Linked DNA regions of Mus musculus: region 1 is linked to region 2. The links are chromatin loops, found by intact Hi-C in ENCODE. Cell type or tissue: left cerebral cortex. All regions are shown on one strand. Each heading gives the region's core, and the rest is flanking DNA. Links, peaks and the distances in the headings are about the cores only. Region 1 has its middle 35 kb from the start of Rxfp2. Region 2 has its middle 17 kb from the start of Gm36241.

Evidence for each region. Peaks named below come from ENCODE experiments on the same cell type or tissue, not always from the same donor. Only the 100,000 strongest peaks of a DNase experiment are listed, where the experiment ranks them.
Region 1: a loop joins it to region 2, with 1.8 times the contacts of the local background. A loop is called at or near these places in 5 of 42 quality-filtered maps.

The regions. Positions count from the first base shown.
Region 1 is chr5:149,979,423-149,987,829 of GRCm38, forward strand. No RefSeq gene overlaps it. Among named protein-coding and RNA genes, the nearest start is that of Rxfp2, 35 kb to the right of the region's middle. In left cerebral cortex, for the core only: a CTCF peak has its summit at 4,333 (motif pointing left); a DNase peak (open chromatin) is centred at 4,328.
Region 2 is chr5:149,922,537-149,930,943 of GRCm38, forward strand. No RefSeq gene overlaps it. Among named protein-coding and RNA genes, the nearest start is that of Gm36241, 17 kb to the left of the region's middle. In left cerebral cortex, for the core only: no CTCF peak of the experiment used is centred there; DNase peaks (open chromatin) are centred at 4,430, 6,835 and 8,027.

The DNA.
Region 1 (8,407 bases), core at 40-8,039, 57 kb after region 2:
CTTGAATCCCTAAGAAGGAGTATATCCTATGAATGGATGCATTTTGTGGGATGTTTATTGAGTGACTATGGTGTTACACATCTCTGAACGAAACAGACAACAGGAAGTTCAGGGAGAGGTTATAAGGCACTCTGTAGTCGGGAGATGGTGGTAAATGGTACTGGAAAATTAAAACAGAGCGAAGTGTAGGAGCAAGATGTGACATGAGCTTAGATCAGGTGACTAGGCTACCTAAGGAGATGTTTGAGCAAATCCTTGAAGGTGGTGAGGGGCTTGGCTAAGTAGGCCTCTGAGAAGGTTGGCCACAGAGCCACAACTTTGAGGTAGGTTATGTTTGGCATGTTTGAGGAACATGAAGGAGCCTAGGATGCCTAGAGTATAGGAAGAGGAGGAGACCTGTAGGAGAAAGCCAGGTTTCCATGCATCCTCTTGTAATCCTAGTAACCAGGAGGCCGAGGCAAAAGGATTCACCATGATGTTAGGCCAGATGAGATACATAGTTCAGTCAAGGCCAGCATGAGTCTAGAAGACTTGGTGAGGTATGGGAGAGGGGAGGGTGTGCAAGGATATGGAGGAAAGGGAAAGAGTAAATAAATGGAAGTAAATGAATGAGCTGATGTGTGCAAGACTCCAGATTGCTTGGATCCTTCTGGAATGGAGGCTTACTCTCCAGGACCAACTATGGCAACAGTGATACTCTGAAGGCAAAAGAAATACTGATGGAGAAGGAGACAGTGACTGAAAATGTCAGCTATAACCCTGTGACCAAGTTACAGTTGTGTGATTGTTACCTAGGACTGAGCCATTAGCATATCTTCCTTATTTTGCTATGAATATGCATGTATGTATAATATATGCAGATGAGTACATATTAAATATATTTGCTTTATGTGCTCTCATTCCTTTACAGTGTTGCTTAAGATGAATTGACTTCATGTCACAGTGTTTAAATATTGTTTAAAAAAGAAAACATAACCCATGGGCTTTACTTTTGAGAAAGACATTATCATACTTGGGGGTTATAAGTAAGATAATTGTATCGTATTAGGCAGAATGTTGCTGCTATATGTTGCTGTTATAATGTTGCTGCTGTGTATATTTGGAGGTTAAGTGTGGTTTATAGATATAGGTACCAATCTGGTAAGAAATTGACTTATCATAATAAGCAATTTTATGTGTCAACTTGACTGGGCCATAGCACGCCCATATTACTTCTGGGTGGATTTGCAGAGTGTTTCTAAGTTTTTACGGAAGGTGCTACCACGTTAACTAGCTGGTTAAACAGGTTTCCTTCCTAGTACCAGTGGTCATCAACCAGCTCACCAACCCCCTGGAAGTGACAAGAAGCTGCAGAAAGTTGGAGATTCCTCTCTGCCGACTGCTTGAGCTAGGACATCTGCCTCACCCTGCCTAGAGCCAGGATTTAACCATCTTAGCTCTGGCTTCTCAAGTATTTGATCACAGACTTGGTTTTCCTGGGTCTCTAGTTTTTAGATAAGAAGTGATGGAACTTCAGAGCCTTTGTAAACACAGAGAGTTAGTATAGTCTCCTGGTAAACACACTATATACACACATACAGAGATACACACACACACACACACACACATATATATACATACATAGTATACACACATACATATACACAGAGACATACATACATATACACATATATACATACACACACATACATATATATACGTAGTATACACACATACATATACACAGAGGCATACATACATATACACACATATACATATACACATATATACATACATACCCACACATATATATATATATACATACATAGTATACACACATACATATACACAGAGACATACATACATATACACACATATACATATACACATATATACATACACACACACACATACACCCCATTTCTTTGGAAAACTCTAATTAATATAGCAAGCAGTAGTCACCCAAAACTCTTCCCTTTATAACCTTGTAGAAAAATTAATTGCATCAAGATTTTACTACAGATAAAAATTAATGATAAAACAATGATTTGTTATATAAAAACAAGACAACATGCTTTGAATTTTTCAAAAATAAAATCTATTGTACAACCTATATAGCAACTACCTTTGGCTAGAACTTTTGTAAAACTTTGCTTGCCCTGCCAGCACGCCTGAAGGTCTGTTTGAAAGTTCAGTCAAAGTTTTCAGATCTTTCAAGCAGCCCAGGGGAGCCAGTGCAGAGAGCGTCGGTGCCTCACAGGGATTGGCTTCTTGAGAATAAAGCAAAGCCTCAGGAATCCAGGAGACCCAGATGGAAGGAGAGGAGTCTGCAGTGAGTCCCTCAGGATGCAGGCTGGATAGAGTCTGCTCTGATGATTCCATACAGAATGATGCTCTAGGGTCCATCTGGTCCCCCACTGACAGCGCTGACGCTGGACAGGCTGCCCCTGTGGAGTTCTCTAGCTGAGGGCCAACCCGCCATGACTAGAACTTGAAGCTTGCCATACATGGTTCACACGAAGATGGCTTCTGGGCAAGGGTTCACACTTTCCTTAAAATGGGCAAAATAGCCGAGGTGGAGGCAGGGTTCACTGGGACTCTATCAAAACAAAACCCTGTGCTTGTTTGAAATGGGAAAATGAGCAGTCTCATATTTCTTAAATGGAAAGTTAACGGTTAGAAGTAGTGGCCAAAGAATGGGAGCCTGGCTTACAGTACACCAAGGGAAGGAGATACATTTATACAGTCAAATTCAATCCTGAGTTAAATGAGCTATTGTCAAAAAGCCTTGGCAAGGAGCTAACCTGACCCTGACCAAGAGAAGAAATCCAGGCTGCAGGCATTAAAGAGCAAATGCATTCCGCATGTCCGAAGAGGCAAACTCAAAATAATACAGATATGTCTTTGTTTACTGAGTATCCACAAAGACAAGACAGCCTGATGAGAAACCTTTAAAAGATGTTGTGAGATATTTGTTCCTCCCAGGAGAACTCTCCGAAATGTCTGTTTCCTGCTTCACAGATACCTTTTTTCATAAGAAGAACATTGCGATTGGGTGTTTTTGTAGTCCTGTGTGTATAAATAAGTGAAAGAAGAAAGGAGCAAGTGTGTGCTTAAAGCACATAAAGAAGTTAGGAAAATGGAAAATTGGAATTAAATAAGTTCCTAGGAGTAATAGTGACAGTGAGCTCCTAGGAGTAACAGTGACAGTGAGCTCCTAGGAGCAACAGTGACAGTGAGCTCCTAGGAGCAACAGTGACAGTGAGCTCCTAGGAGCAACAGTGACAGTGAGCTCCTAGGAGCAACAGTGACAGTGAGCTCCTAGGAGCAACAGTGACAGTGAGCTCCTAGGAGCAACAGTGACAGTGAGCTCCTAGGAGCAACAGTGACAGTGAGCTCCTAGGAGCAACAGTGACAGTGAGCTCCTAGGAGCAACAGTGACAGTGAGCTCCTAGGAGTAACAGTGACCTGCTGGAGCAGTGAGGGAATGAGTAAATGGACTGATGGCGCTCAGCCATTGGAAGACTTTATCCAGAGGGAAAAAAGAACAAGGAAGGAATGGAGGGAGGGAGGGAGGGAGGGAGGGAGGGAGGGAGGGAGGGAGGGAGGGAGGGAAGGAAGGGAGGAAGCCAGTCAGCCAATCAAAAGCGCAAAGCCAAAATGCATGTTCTTAGCAAAAACACATTGTTGTTTTTTATTTTTAATTTTAATTTTCTGTGTGTAGAGGAGTTTTGCCTTCATGTGTGTCTGTGAACCATGTGTGCCTGTTGCACGTGGAATCTAGAAGAGGTCATTGCGTTATCTGGAGCTGGAGTTACAGGTGGTTGTGAGCCTCCAGGAGGGTGCTGAGAACAGAACCCAGGTACTGTGGAAGAGCAGTGTGTGCTTCTAACTGCTGAGCCATCTCTCCAGCTCCCTTTATTTGGTTTATTTATCTTCTTTGGTGGTGATGGAATGACTATTGCTAGCGCTTCCATACCTCTGTCTCATGAAATTTTATAACCATTTGTACAATCTTACAGAAAAACATTATTTCGAGGAAAAAATTATTTCGAGGCACACATTCTTAACGTGTGTGTGTGTGTGTGTGTGTGTGTGTGTGTGTGTGTGTGTGTGTGTGTATGTGTATGTGTATGTGATAGACAGATAGACAGATAGTTGTTGTTATTTTAATTCAGCTTCTCATTTACCTAGCATGCAATAATGGAGCTTGGGAAACTCATTGGGAAATAAGTGTCCTTCCTTATTTTAAAAACAAGTGAGAAAGGGAGAGAATGGGGTGTGTTTAAAGCCCAGTTAATTTTCCAGCCTGTGAAAACAGATGAATTTACAGTCATATTCCACAGCACCACCCAGTGGTCTGGAGAAACAGGATTCTGTAATGGGGGTGCATGTGACAGTCTTGGGACAGCTAATGGTGGAACCAGCCTTCTCTGTTTAGTGTAGGGGAGTGGGTAACCTTGGAGCCGGCTGGACTGCTGAGGCTGCGTGCCAGGTCACCTTTGAGCATGCTCCTCTCAGGACTGGGCTGGGTTCTTTCCTGATGCCTGAAATCGGGGCTTTGAAACTGGGTTTTCATCCACCTGTTATAAAACTTCTCGGCTGTTTATGAAGATTTTCAGTCTGAGGACTAGATAGAGGGAAAATAACAAACTAATAAATAATGTAGTTTTATGCATGTGTGATCGCCAACTCTGTGAACAGGATGTGTGCAAGTGATGGCTTCAGTTCTCTCATTGCGTATCAACAGTCACTTGGTTATGAGGCCAGAGGACTCGGTAATGTGACATTGCTGTTTAACTCATAATCTGTCCGTAGTCTCCAGGACCACCACATGCCCTTACAGGGCTTACCTAACTACAGCCTGGATCCTTTGGAACCCATCCCGCACACTACCAGCCCGCGTTCTAAACAACTAAACACTAATCCTGATGTAAATTCTTTGTGGGTTTCTCTCTGTCCATAGCACAAAGTCCAGTGTCCCTCGGGGGTATATAAAGTCCCTTAGTACCCACCTCTACCTATCTCCCATCCAAAACAACTCCGCAGGTGCAAACTGCCCACCTGGCTCCATCTTCCTCCTGGAATATTCTTTGTCCTGGCTATTTTTTATCGCCACCTTCCCACAGCAGAGTCACGTGGGAAGAAGGAACCTCGATTGAGGGATTACTAGATCATACTGCACCGCAACCATATATGAGAGAGATGGCCTTGACTGATAATTGATGGGAGGGTCCAGTCCACTGTGGGTGACAACATCCCCAGGCAGGTGGGCTGTCTAAGCAGGCTGAGCATGGGACAGAGGCCGAGACAGTAAGCAGCCTTCCGTCGTGGTTTCTTCTTCAGTTTCTATGTGAGTTCCCTTCCTGACTCTCCTCAGTGATGGATTGTGACCTGTAAGTGGAGGCAGAAACAAACCGGAAGTTGCTCTTGGTCATGGTGTTCAATAGAAAGCAGACTAGGACGCTTCTGCTCCTGGTCTTCACTGGTGTCATCCCTGCTTGTCCTGACCTTCCCTGGCACCATACTTGTGTCTTTACCTCTTCCACGTGGCCTCAGAGTGTGCCACAGATCCACAATGCGTCACTTAATATACCATTCAATTATTGCCCATATTTCCTCCCCCATTAGCTTGCTGACTCCTGGAGAATCTTACTTTCTGGTGCCTCAAATAGTGCCAGAGACATACGTAACCTTGATCGATATTTCAGCAACAGAATGTATGGATGTGGCCTTGCCCCCTAACGTAGCCAGCCAATCAGGATAGTTCTCATGTGGCTTAGTCAGGACCACTTAACTGTTCAAGCAAAGACAGAGGAAGTCTTTCCAAAGAAAGCCCACAGCAGGAAAAAACGGCACATGTCTCACCCCACCCCGCACTAAGCAAACTATGAGGGCACTTTATTGACAGATTCTTAATTAGGGAAATTAGTTTGACTTTGAAATTTCTTAAGTATTTTCCAGGAAATTAAAAAAAAAGTTACAATTTTAAGCCTGAAGTCACAGATCAATATAAAAAAGTTCTCAAATACCCTTACAGTAAGTTAATTCTCTTCCAAAAAAATTGTTTTGAAATTGTTATCAATATACTGTGAACACAAAATGTACACTGTTTTCTTAAGTCTTTAAAAAGGGTTATTTTTATTCTTTTTTTGTTGATTGGTATTTGTCTTTTGTTGATTTTCATTTCATTTTGTTGTTTTCAGTTTTTTTGGGGGGGGTTTCTTTTGTTTGTTTGTTTGTTTTGTTTTGTTTTGTTTTGTTTTGTTTTGTTTTGTTTTGTTTTGTTTTGTTTTCCTGAGACAGGGTTTCTCTGTGTAGCCCTGGCTGTCCTAAAATTCACTCTGTAGACCAGGCTGGCCTCGAACTCAGAAATCTGCCTGTCTCTGCCTCTCAAATGTTGGTATTAAAGGCCTGTGTCTCCACACCAGTTCCCATTTTAAAAAAATGCCCTATTTTGTATAAATTAACTCAAATATGGATCTCTTTCACATTTTTTTCATGAAAAGATTTATAGCTTAAATTATTGCTTCATTTTTCACAGTGAAAAACGACAAGTGGTATCTGGAAAAGCTGCCATTGCTGCCCTTGACAAATACCAGCAATTTTCATTGGTTAAAATTGAGTTCTTTTTCTTTATTTTTCAATCGACTACTGCTTCAGAAATAAATTAGATTATCATGGAAAAGCTCTGGAAGTAATTTAGAGTACTTGGTGTTGAACAAATAAGACAAATCTTCATGCTCTTCTCAATTGTATTGGAATGGAGGAAGCCAAGGAGTCCTATAATAAATATACAAAATGTATTTCAGGTCTCATAGAAGATATTTGGAGGTGATAGGATTTTATATAGTATGTCATCAGTTTTATTGGACTACTGACAAGTCTATTTGCAGATGGAAGTCTTTGCGCATTCAATGTGTCGAGCCTGAGAATCTCTTCCTCAAAGAATTTCATGGAAAATGGCTCTTTTTTCATATTTTTTTATGAAACAGACTGAGTAGGCTTTTAAATATGGGTCTTTAAGCCTACCTTTGTGGGAGTTCACATAGGAATACATGTCTGCTTTTGAAGTTTCGGTCTTCTTGCTTCATGGCATCCTAAAGATGTTTTATGACATCTGAAAGGGTTCACTTGTATGTTGTTCAATCCCCAAGACAACTAACTTCAGAAAGGCCCCTGTGCTGGGGTAAAATGTGCTTTCCATTACCCCTACTGAACAGCTGAGCACGAATCGCAGAAAGATCTATTTGATTTATCAATGTATGTCCCTTATGCACAAATCTCCATTGGCATCAAACCATTTATTCAATGAATACAGAGCCGAGGGACTGAGGGTCTCATATTCTGGCCTCTTTCTTTGTAAGTAGCAACATGATGTGGATAGAAGCCTTGGGACCACCACCCCCCCCCCCTTTGCAACATAAATTGAACTAGATGATTTCTAAGGTCTCCTTGTTGGCCTCTATCACGAAAAACAGACTCTGTGTTATCGTGTAAAAATTACACTTCGGGGCATATGGTAATTTCCTTTCTTGGATCACCAAATAAATTTACATTTTAGCAATTCAGAATTTGCATAGGGTGCTCTCGGCAGTGCTGTAGATCCTGAATTAATGTTTTTAAAAAATGTCATTGGAACGTATTAGGAGGATGTACTTGTCTCGTTTTTCCGTGAAGTTATAACCTGGGGAATTTTACCCATGTGCTCTTGTGCTCTTTGCCCAAACCTCCCGATTTTCCATTGATCACTGGCTCTCTGGTGAGTTTGTAAAACTCTGCTCATACAAAGAGCCCTGATGTCAATGGTTTGGCAGGGCGATAGGTCACCAAAGTTAAAGGAATCTTATTACCAAGTTTAGAATAATGTACACACTGGGGTATAGTGGATGTTTTACCATAGAAACAAGGGGTGCTGTCAGTGGGCGTTGCCTGCCCCTTGGTCATCATAACCCATGGCTTCCAGATGAGTGACCAGATCTGTGACTAGAACAACTATCTGTACATATGGGAAACCAGAGTCAGGTTTAGTAAGCCATAGGGAGAGTGGACCTTCAGTCAATCCAGAAGAGTTTAACTTAAGGGATCTCCAGTTTGAATGTAAAAAAAGATTCTCTGCAAATCAGAGATAAGCAGACTGGGACGGACTTCTGGAGGTAATGGCTTGTGATCCCAGATTACCACAGAAGTCCCTGGAAATAGAAGAAATACAGTGCATTCTTCTAAGGAGGGCCGCCCTCCTTAGAAGGAGTTTTGTGGTGTATATCTGCCATGTGTGCATTTCTATGAAGTGGAACCCACACAAAGCAGACATGGAGATAAGCGCAAGGGTGTGGCCTAAGGGCCAAGGCAAAGTCAGAGACCGATTCCTAAGTATTCCAGATCCATGTTTTCATCTGCATCTCATGCTAACTGTATATGTTAGGTA
Region 2 (8,407 bases), core at 246-8,245:
CAAGCCAATCCTCATGGATACCCCAGCTTTTGTTATACAAACCTTGCCACCCCCCATAACCAAGTTATCTGAAATTAGTTAATAAATATGCCTACAGCCTGTAGCTGGGCAGAAGAGAGGTGGATGGACCTTCATTTTCCAGGCTTGGGGTCTGAGGCAGGGACCACAAGGAAGAGAAAGGAGGAAGAAGGTAGGTCAATCATGAGAACATGGCCATGAGGACCAGCCAGTTAGAGTAGGAGTGGCCCAGGCAGAACATGGCAAGTGACATCTCCTTGGGATTATTGACAGGAAAGTAGACATAATAGCAGACAGGGTTGATATCTGCCCAGCTCTGGTGTTAAGGCTTATTATAAAGGGCTTGTCTCCTATACTTGGAGACTAAAAGATCTAAGGTGGGGTAGAAACCCCCAAATAATGGGCTATGGGGGTGTGTGATATCTCAGTGGATATTTGTGCCTGAGATACATGGCCTGAGGACTGTGTATCAGGATGGGTGAGGCACATTCAGAGTTTCCACATCTCTCACCCAGAAAGAGCTGTATGAACCCTGCAGTGTGGCTCATAGCGATGCCTGCCTCTGGTTTACTGCTCTGTGGCTGGAAATGGCAACCCTGGCATGGCCAGAACCTGGCTTTCTCCCCTTGCTATTGACTCTTCTCAGGAATGGCAGAGTGGAGACAAACCACCCAGAAACACATCCTAGAAAGCACATAAGAGAATGGCATTAATTTTTCTCCAACCACCAGACAAAAGCACTTTGATTTCACCTGAATTAAAAGAAAAAATAGATCCAAATAGAACCCCTGGAACTAATATAAGAAGTGCCTGTTGGCCAAATTCACGTCAGGTTCCAAAATGAATTTCCATGCATGCTGGCATTTAACTTTGCTTTAGAAAGTGGAAAATGCCCTTCCTTTTCACTCTTTAATTTTATTTGACTATTACAGGGAGGAAATTAGAGTGTGTGGAATGTAGAAATTGAATTATAATCTAGTACAATGAACTTCTCTTTCCAGAAAGTCAAACGCTGTTTGCATTTAAGCTGGTGTGCTCCTCTGGGATCCTTACAAAGGTTTTTACCCTTTCTTTCTCAGATACTTTTCAAATTAAATCTTCGCCACTTAATTCAACTTTAGTAAGTTTTCTTTCATGCAGACGGTGCTGTTACAGCAATCAGACTCTCTGAGATGAAAGTAGGCCATGCATTTCCAAAGACAGTTTGAAGTTCACAAAGAATGACTAGAACTTACGGGGGAAAAAAAAATCACATCTGGGCATTTGATGGTGGCAGTGAAAATCTGATTCTGCCTAAAGTGGTACACGAAGCCCTGAGCTTAGAACCAGGACCCGTTGATGTGTTGCTTTAAAAGTCCTCTGGCTATTTGGTGAACGAGTGTTACATCAATTTCTACTTTTTTTTCTGATTGCAATCATTACTCTAAAAATGTACGCAGAGAGACGTGGCCTACTAGGCAGTGGGGCTACGGAAGGAAGTGCAGCAGAGTTCACTCCCTGGCCTGGTCTAAAATATCACATGATCTCAGAATCTCCTAAAATAGAACTTGGATCCACCAATAACTAGTGTGTATCAAAGAGAAACAAGGTAACCCAGCCACTGACGCAATAAAGACATTTTGTGCGATGCTGTCCCAACAGAAGCAAACCTACACTCGTCTCCAAATGCAGCCCAGACAGCTGGGGGTTTACATTACAAATTGTAAGGGGTAGTGGGTGCGGTATCAGAAGGGGAGACATCAAAGGCATGGGACTGGAGAGAAGGCTCAGTAGTTAACAGCATTGGCTGCTCTTGCAGAGGACCTGGGTTTGGTTCTCAGCAGCCACGTGGCAGCTCACAGTATCTGTAACTCCAGTGCCAGAGGATCTGATGCCCTCTTTTGGTCTCCATGGGCACTTCATGCATGGGGTGTGCATATATGTATATGATTCGGGCACACACATGTACGCATAAATATTCTTAATTAAGAATAAAATGAAGCACATGTCATTTGAACCCATATTCGTGGCAGCCATTCCTCTCGTGAAGTCAGAGCTGTAGAGCATAGAACATTCGTTCTCTTGAGAAGGAGCAGATTTGAGAGCTGAGCTCGTGACTGCACAGATGAGAATTCTGACTGTCCTGGTGGGCCTCGTAATGAGATTTGTCCCTTATGAGTCATTGAAATCACAGCGAGGCAAGGTCAGACTGCCCCAGTCAATTGCGTTGTCGCATTTGTGGATATTTTAAGCTCACCATGTTCAAATTTCCTGTTATATTTCTATCTAAGGCTAGATATTGAACTTAATGGCCTTACATTAAAAAATAGATCGTTCTATTACATTTAATTATTAAAAACTGAAGTTCTTGTCTTGGGGCAATTTCTATCATATTTAAGAAATCCACTAATGTTAGATTTTTCTTCCTAAGCTAAAATTTACTGACTTATCCAACTAATTGTTATTATGAGTTTCCTATATTCTGAGCATGAGGCCTGTGTGTTGTGTTGTGTGCATTATGTATTGTATATGTGTGTGCATACATACATGTGTGTATTGTGTATTGGGGTGGGAGTATGTGTGTGTTGTGTATTGTAGAGGGGAGTGTGCATGTGTGTGCATGTGTGTGTGTGTGTGTGTTGTGTATTATAGGGGGAGTGTGCGTGTGTATGTGTGTGTCACTAGCTCTCTCAGACACTTCTGTGCTCATAGCCATCTCTTAAGTTCTCTGTTAATTCCAAAGATGGGAGGAGAAAGATTACTGATTGGAATCATTATGGTCAAATTAATTTAAGTAAGCTTTTTAAAATTTGCATTCAAAGGCTGCCTCCCACTAAGGTAGGGCTCGAGAGGTCAGCATTGGATGTGAGGAAAGCAAAGCTTTTATAGCCCAGGAGCAGGGGGTTCCTAAATGGGGGATTTGGTAGGCAAAATAGTCGGAGTTACAGGAGCAGAACAAGCAAGGTAGTCCTACTGACCTCTTGAAACAAAGACATGGTTACAGTGTGGGCATAGCAAAGTCGTCGTATCAACAGATACTCATAGCACGGTAGCCATAACAACAGGTATTATAGCAAGGTCGTCATAGGTGGTCATATGACCTTCTGAAGCAAAGGTAGGCTTGAAGACAGTAGTAATCAATCCTTTGAAATAAAGCCATTTGTAGTTAAGCTTACAGGTGGGGCATAGCCCAATCCTTGAGAAACAGAGGTTTAATCATAAACAGGAGTGAACTGAGATTGTCTTTACTGTAAGACTACTTCTAAAGTTAACATGGAGGTTCCACATCATGTGTGACATATCAGCCCTTTGGTAGTGAGGACAGTGTCATTGAGAACAGTGACTCTCAGGCTCTGTCACTCTGGCTTCCAACTCCCCATTTTGTTCCTACTTCCGGCTCTTCTCCTTATATTTGTGTTATTTGTGTTGATTAGTTTTTGTCAACTAGACACAAGCCTATGCAAATTTGGGAAGAGGGAATCTCAATTGAGGAATTGCCTCCACCAGATTATCCTATGAGCAAGTCCGTGGGGCCTGTTTCTGATTAATGATTGTTATAGGAGGGCCCAGCCCACCGTGGGCAGAGTGAGCCCTGGGCAGGTGGCTTTGGGTACCTCTAAGAAAGCAGGCTGAGCAAGCCCGTAAGCAGCTTTCCTCCATTGCCTCTGTTTCAGCTCCTGCCTCCAGGTTCCCGCCTTGAGTTCCTGTCCTGGCTTCCTTCAGTGACAGACAATATGGATGTAGAAGTGTAAGCCAAATAAACCCTTTCCTCCCCAAGTTGCTTAGATCATGGTCTTTATCACAGCAATAGAAAGTCAACTAGAGCAACATTTGAACAGGTCTTTTTCCATTTTATTCTTTGCTTTTGGATACTGTACCATGTGGTCTTTAAGCAGTGCATAAGATGCTGGAAACCCTCCCTAGCTTACTTAATCCTGGCTGTACCTCTCATCCCCATTCTATAGATGTGGAAACTCACAGTGGCTAGTCCTGAGGCTCCTGCTTTATTTGAAGAAAAGCTCATGACCAACTAACCTATTAGGCACATCACAATTCTGTGTACACAATTTTTATTTGGGTGTTAGAAGTCAAGCCTGGGGCTTAGCAAAGACTTTACCCAGAATCCCCAAACCCTATCCTGCACCTTGTGAACGCTTCCCACCGTGTTTTCTAAATCACTCTCCCTCTTTCCTGTCTTCTGTTGATATTTAATCCTTTTTTATTAATCTTTCACCTAGGGATCAAATGCTTCCTTTCCAGTCTTCAGACAGTCATCCCTACATTGTAACACACTTAAAATATATATATATATACATATATATATATATATATATATCCAGCGATAAACAGTCTTTCAATCCTGCTCCTGAAATTCAGAGTGTTTTAACACTCACATCCTCCTCACCATCTGCTGGGTTACAATTGTCTGGAAGTTCGTATGGCCCCAGATTTCAGCTGTAAAATTAGTCTGTGTTATAGTGTATTTATAGACACTGTTTACCCTGAAATACCAGGAAGTTTATCCTCCATTCTGTCTAAGAACTTTTTTCCTTACATTTTTGGCTGTTTCATGTTCTCCTCTGGCATGGGGAAGGTGTCAACAGTCTGTGTCCTTAATTGCCTCCATGTTTTGTTTTGGTTTCTTTGGTTGGTTGATTGGTTTTTGTTTTTGGTTTCAAGACAGGGTTTCTCTGTGTAGCCCTGGCTACCCCGGAACTCATTTCGTTGTTTTTAATTTCCCATGATACCACTGCTCTGTCGTTATTGTGGAGTGATATTTAGGATGTATGTCTGCGTGTCGTGTGCATGCAGTGTCTGTAGAAGTCAGAGAAGGTACCGAATCCTCTGGGACAGGAGTTACAGATGGCTGTGAGCTGCTATGTGGATGCTAGGAATCCAACCTGGACCCCCTTCAAGAGCAGCCAGTGCCTTTAACCACTGAGCCATCTCTTCTTCCCTCTCTTGTTATGTTCTTAGCCAGGTTTCCCTCCACGGTTCTGATGCCATAGATCAACAATCAGTGTTGAGATAGATTGAGACTTCACATGTGCATGTCCATGTTTGCCACCAATGTTAAACTGTTGCTAACTCCTCCTTTTCCCCCTCCTCCTCTTCCCCCTCCTCCTCTTTCCCCTCCTCCTCTTCCCCTGCTCCTCCTCCTCCTCAGTTTCTTATACTTATCTACCTATATTAATGTTTCAGAGTTATTATACAAATTACCCTAGGCTAACCTGTTTAACTGACAGGAACATATTGTCTCACAATTCTGGAGGCTTCAGTCTGAAATCAAGTATAGCAGGTTTGATTTCTCCTGATGTCTGTCTCCTTGTCACCTTCTCATGGCATGCTCCTGAGGGTTAACACTGATTGTTGACATGGCAGGGTCTGGAATCACCTAGGAAATAAGCCTGTGCCGTGTCTGTGGAGAAGTTTCTAGACTGGGTTAATTAAGGTGAGAAGACCCACCTTTAATGCAGGCCCGCACACTGCAAGTCAGAATAAGCCCTTTCTTAATTTGCTTGTGCTAGGTTGTTTGTTTTGTTTGAGCAACAAGAAAAGTAGGTACAGTAATCTTCAAGTAGGTTTTCCTCTGTGAGTGCCCATCATGGTTGCTCATTTTCTTCTGAGGATGACAGGCCTGTTGGGTTAGAGAGCCCTGAACGCCTTGTTTTAACTTTATCACCTCTTGGGGAAGGGGCAGAGTTGGCTTAGCAGTTCTGAGCACTGACTAGTCTTCCTAAAGGACCCAGGTTCAATTCCCAGCACCCACATGGCAGCTCACAACTGTCTGTAACTGCACGGATCCAATATCCTCACACAGACATAATGAAGACAAAATACAAATGCACACAAAGTAAAAATAAATAAATTATTTAAAATATAAAATATAAATATTTTAAAAATAATGTAATAGAGTATTTTATTCTTATATATTTATTATAAATTATGTAATATATAAATTAAGAATGTAATAAATGTATTTAAAATAAAATATGAAAACAATAAAGCTATAATTTTATCCCCTCTCTAAGGCTCCCACTCCAACTTCTTCATCCCCATTCTGAAGTATTGGGAGTTAGGAGTTCAAAGTTTGAATCCTAGGGGAATATTACTTGGCCCATAACACAGTTCTTTTCCTAGTTTTACTATCTCCAAATCTATTCTTATTTTCTATTTAATATATACATCATTCCTGGTGGCAGTTAATCAGAATTTTAAACTTTTAATCTGTCATATCTGATGTTGACTGGGCTGTACTTTGCCCTGCATCATCTCTCCCATAATCTTCTTAAAAGCAAAACTACTAATTTTATTATCTAATTTCCTAGCTAGGAAAACTGAGTCGCAGGGCATAATTTCATTACCCTGGGTTGGTCACTAATGAAGGCCGTGCTCACAGCCAGTCATCTTGTATCCATGGAGGAAGACCATCAGCAGGAAGACCATCCACAGGTGACATGGTCCCAGTGTAGAAAATTAGCTCCTCGACTGCCTGGAGAGTGGATGGACTCTGCCAAGCTCCTGTCAGCCAGGGAACCCAGGTTTGTAAACCCACTCGAAGAAAACACTGTGTGATCTTGGCCGCTATATTACATATCCAAGTCAGTACTGGAATTCCTTAGACTTTGTCAGTGTAGATTGACCCCACCCAGGACACGCATGCACACATACATGTGTGTGCACTCCCTCTGAAAGCTTTCTGTGCTATAGTACTGAAAGTCTTCGATTTATTGTCTGAAATTTCCAGCATATACTTTTTTCTTTTTTCTTTTTTTTTTAAGCATAGATCACCACAAAAGCAGACGGGTTGGTGGAGATTCCATATGGTTACAGGATGACATAGTAGCTTGACAATTTTCTGTCATGAAATATTACATGCTTTCATCATCAGAGATTCAAGTGGTGTACGGACGTAAAAGTCCGAAAACTGGAGATTGCCCTGGCTCTGATCTTTATGGAAGTTTCCTGAAGTCTTAAAAATATATTGATGTTTTATCTTAGGATTGTCACTTTCTCTAACATTCCTGTCTCTTTTACAACAGGAATAAGTGATTCTGTAAAACCACCCCCACTCCCCCCCCTCTTCCTCTCTGTCCTTCCCTTTTCCTCCCCTACCTTCTCTCATCCCCTCCCTCACTCCAACTTTCACTCTCCCCTCCCTCCATACTTTTATTTTTTATTTTATTTTATTTTATTTTATTTTTAACTTTTAAGACAGAGTCTCATACACTCAAGGCTGTCTTTGATCTGGTCTCTAAGTATCATCAGACTCGCACTTGTGTTGGGACTTAAGGTTACAGACCTGTGCCACCCCACCCAACTTGCTCTGTGTGAGTTACTGACAAAGGAGCTACTGATGGTGTAGATGGACACAGGGCCAGATCCTTTTGTTGTTGTCAAGGCATCTACGTATCTCCTCACCTGAGTCACAGTAAAAGGGAATCATGAAACTGCTTTTTTTTTTTTTTAAAGTTCATCCTGCACTTGACCATGGCTTCGGGAATATGAGGGGTGGGGGGAGGGAGGGAAGGAGAGAGGGAGGGAGAGAGAGAGAGAGAGAGAGAGAGAGAGAGAGGGAGAGGGAGAGGGAGAGGGAGAGGGAGAGGGAGAGGGAGAGAGAGAGAGAGAGAGAGAGAGAGAGAGAGAGAGAGAGAGAGAAGATCAGACATGGAAATCCCAGCTTTTTATATCACCTGGCAGCTGGAGTCATTAAGGAAAAATAAAGCAGAAAAATGGACCAGGATACAGGGGGACTGTCCTTTAGACCTACCTGCTCCAGGTGGGGGTGGGGGCTTCAAAGCCCACTCCTAGATTCTTTTACAAAGGGGAAGTCTGGGCCATGCAGGCTTTCACTGCTGGGATTTAGCACAACAGAACTGCACTCTGGGTGTTGCAGTGAGATCTGCTGTTGGGCAGCTGTGGGAGGATCCCTCTGAGCTCCAGTTTTGCCTGCTCAGTCCCTCAGTATCCCATCCACCAGTGGTTTCTGTCACAGCCTTATTTAGCATCTTTAGATGTGGAAACCACTCATCCCACCACTCTAGAGAATTCTAATTTTATTGCAGCTGAAACTCACTTAAATGCTACTAGCCACGGGGAAAAAGGAAACAGGTGACGTCAGAGTCAGGTGAGCATCTGCTAGCCACACCATCACTGAGCTAGTGTCAGGTGACCATCTCATAACTGTGCCATCACTGTCCTAGGGTCAGGTGACCATCTGCTAGCTACACCATCACTGTTGGTCGTGAAAGGAATATTGGGCATGTAAAACTATTTTAGTAAGAGTAAATCCGTGTGGTGTGTGTGTGTGTGTGTGTGTGTGTGTGTGTATGTGTGTTGTGCACGTGTGAGTGTTTGAGTATGAGTCTTGTTAGACTTCCTGGCTCTTCTGTGCCTATTTCCCTTTCAT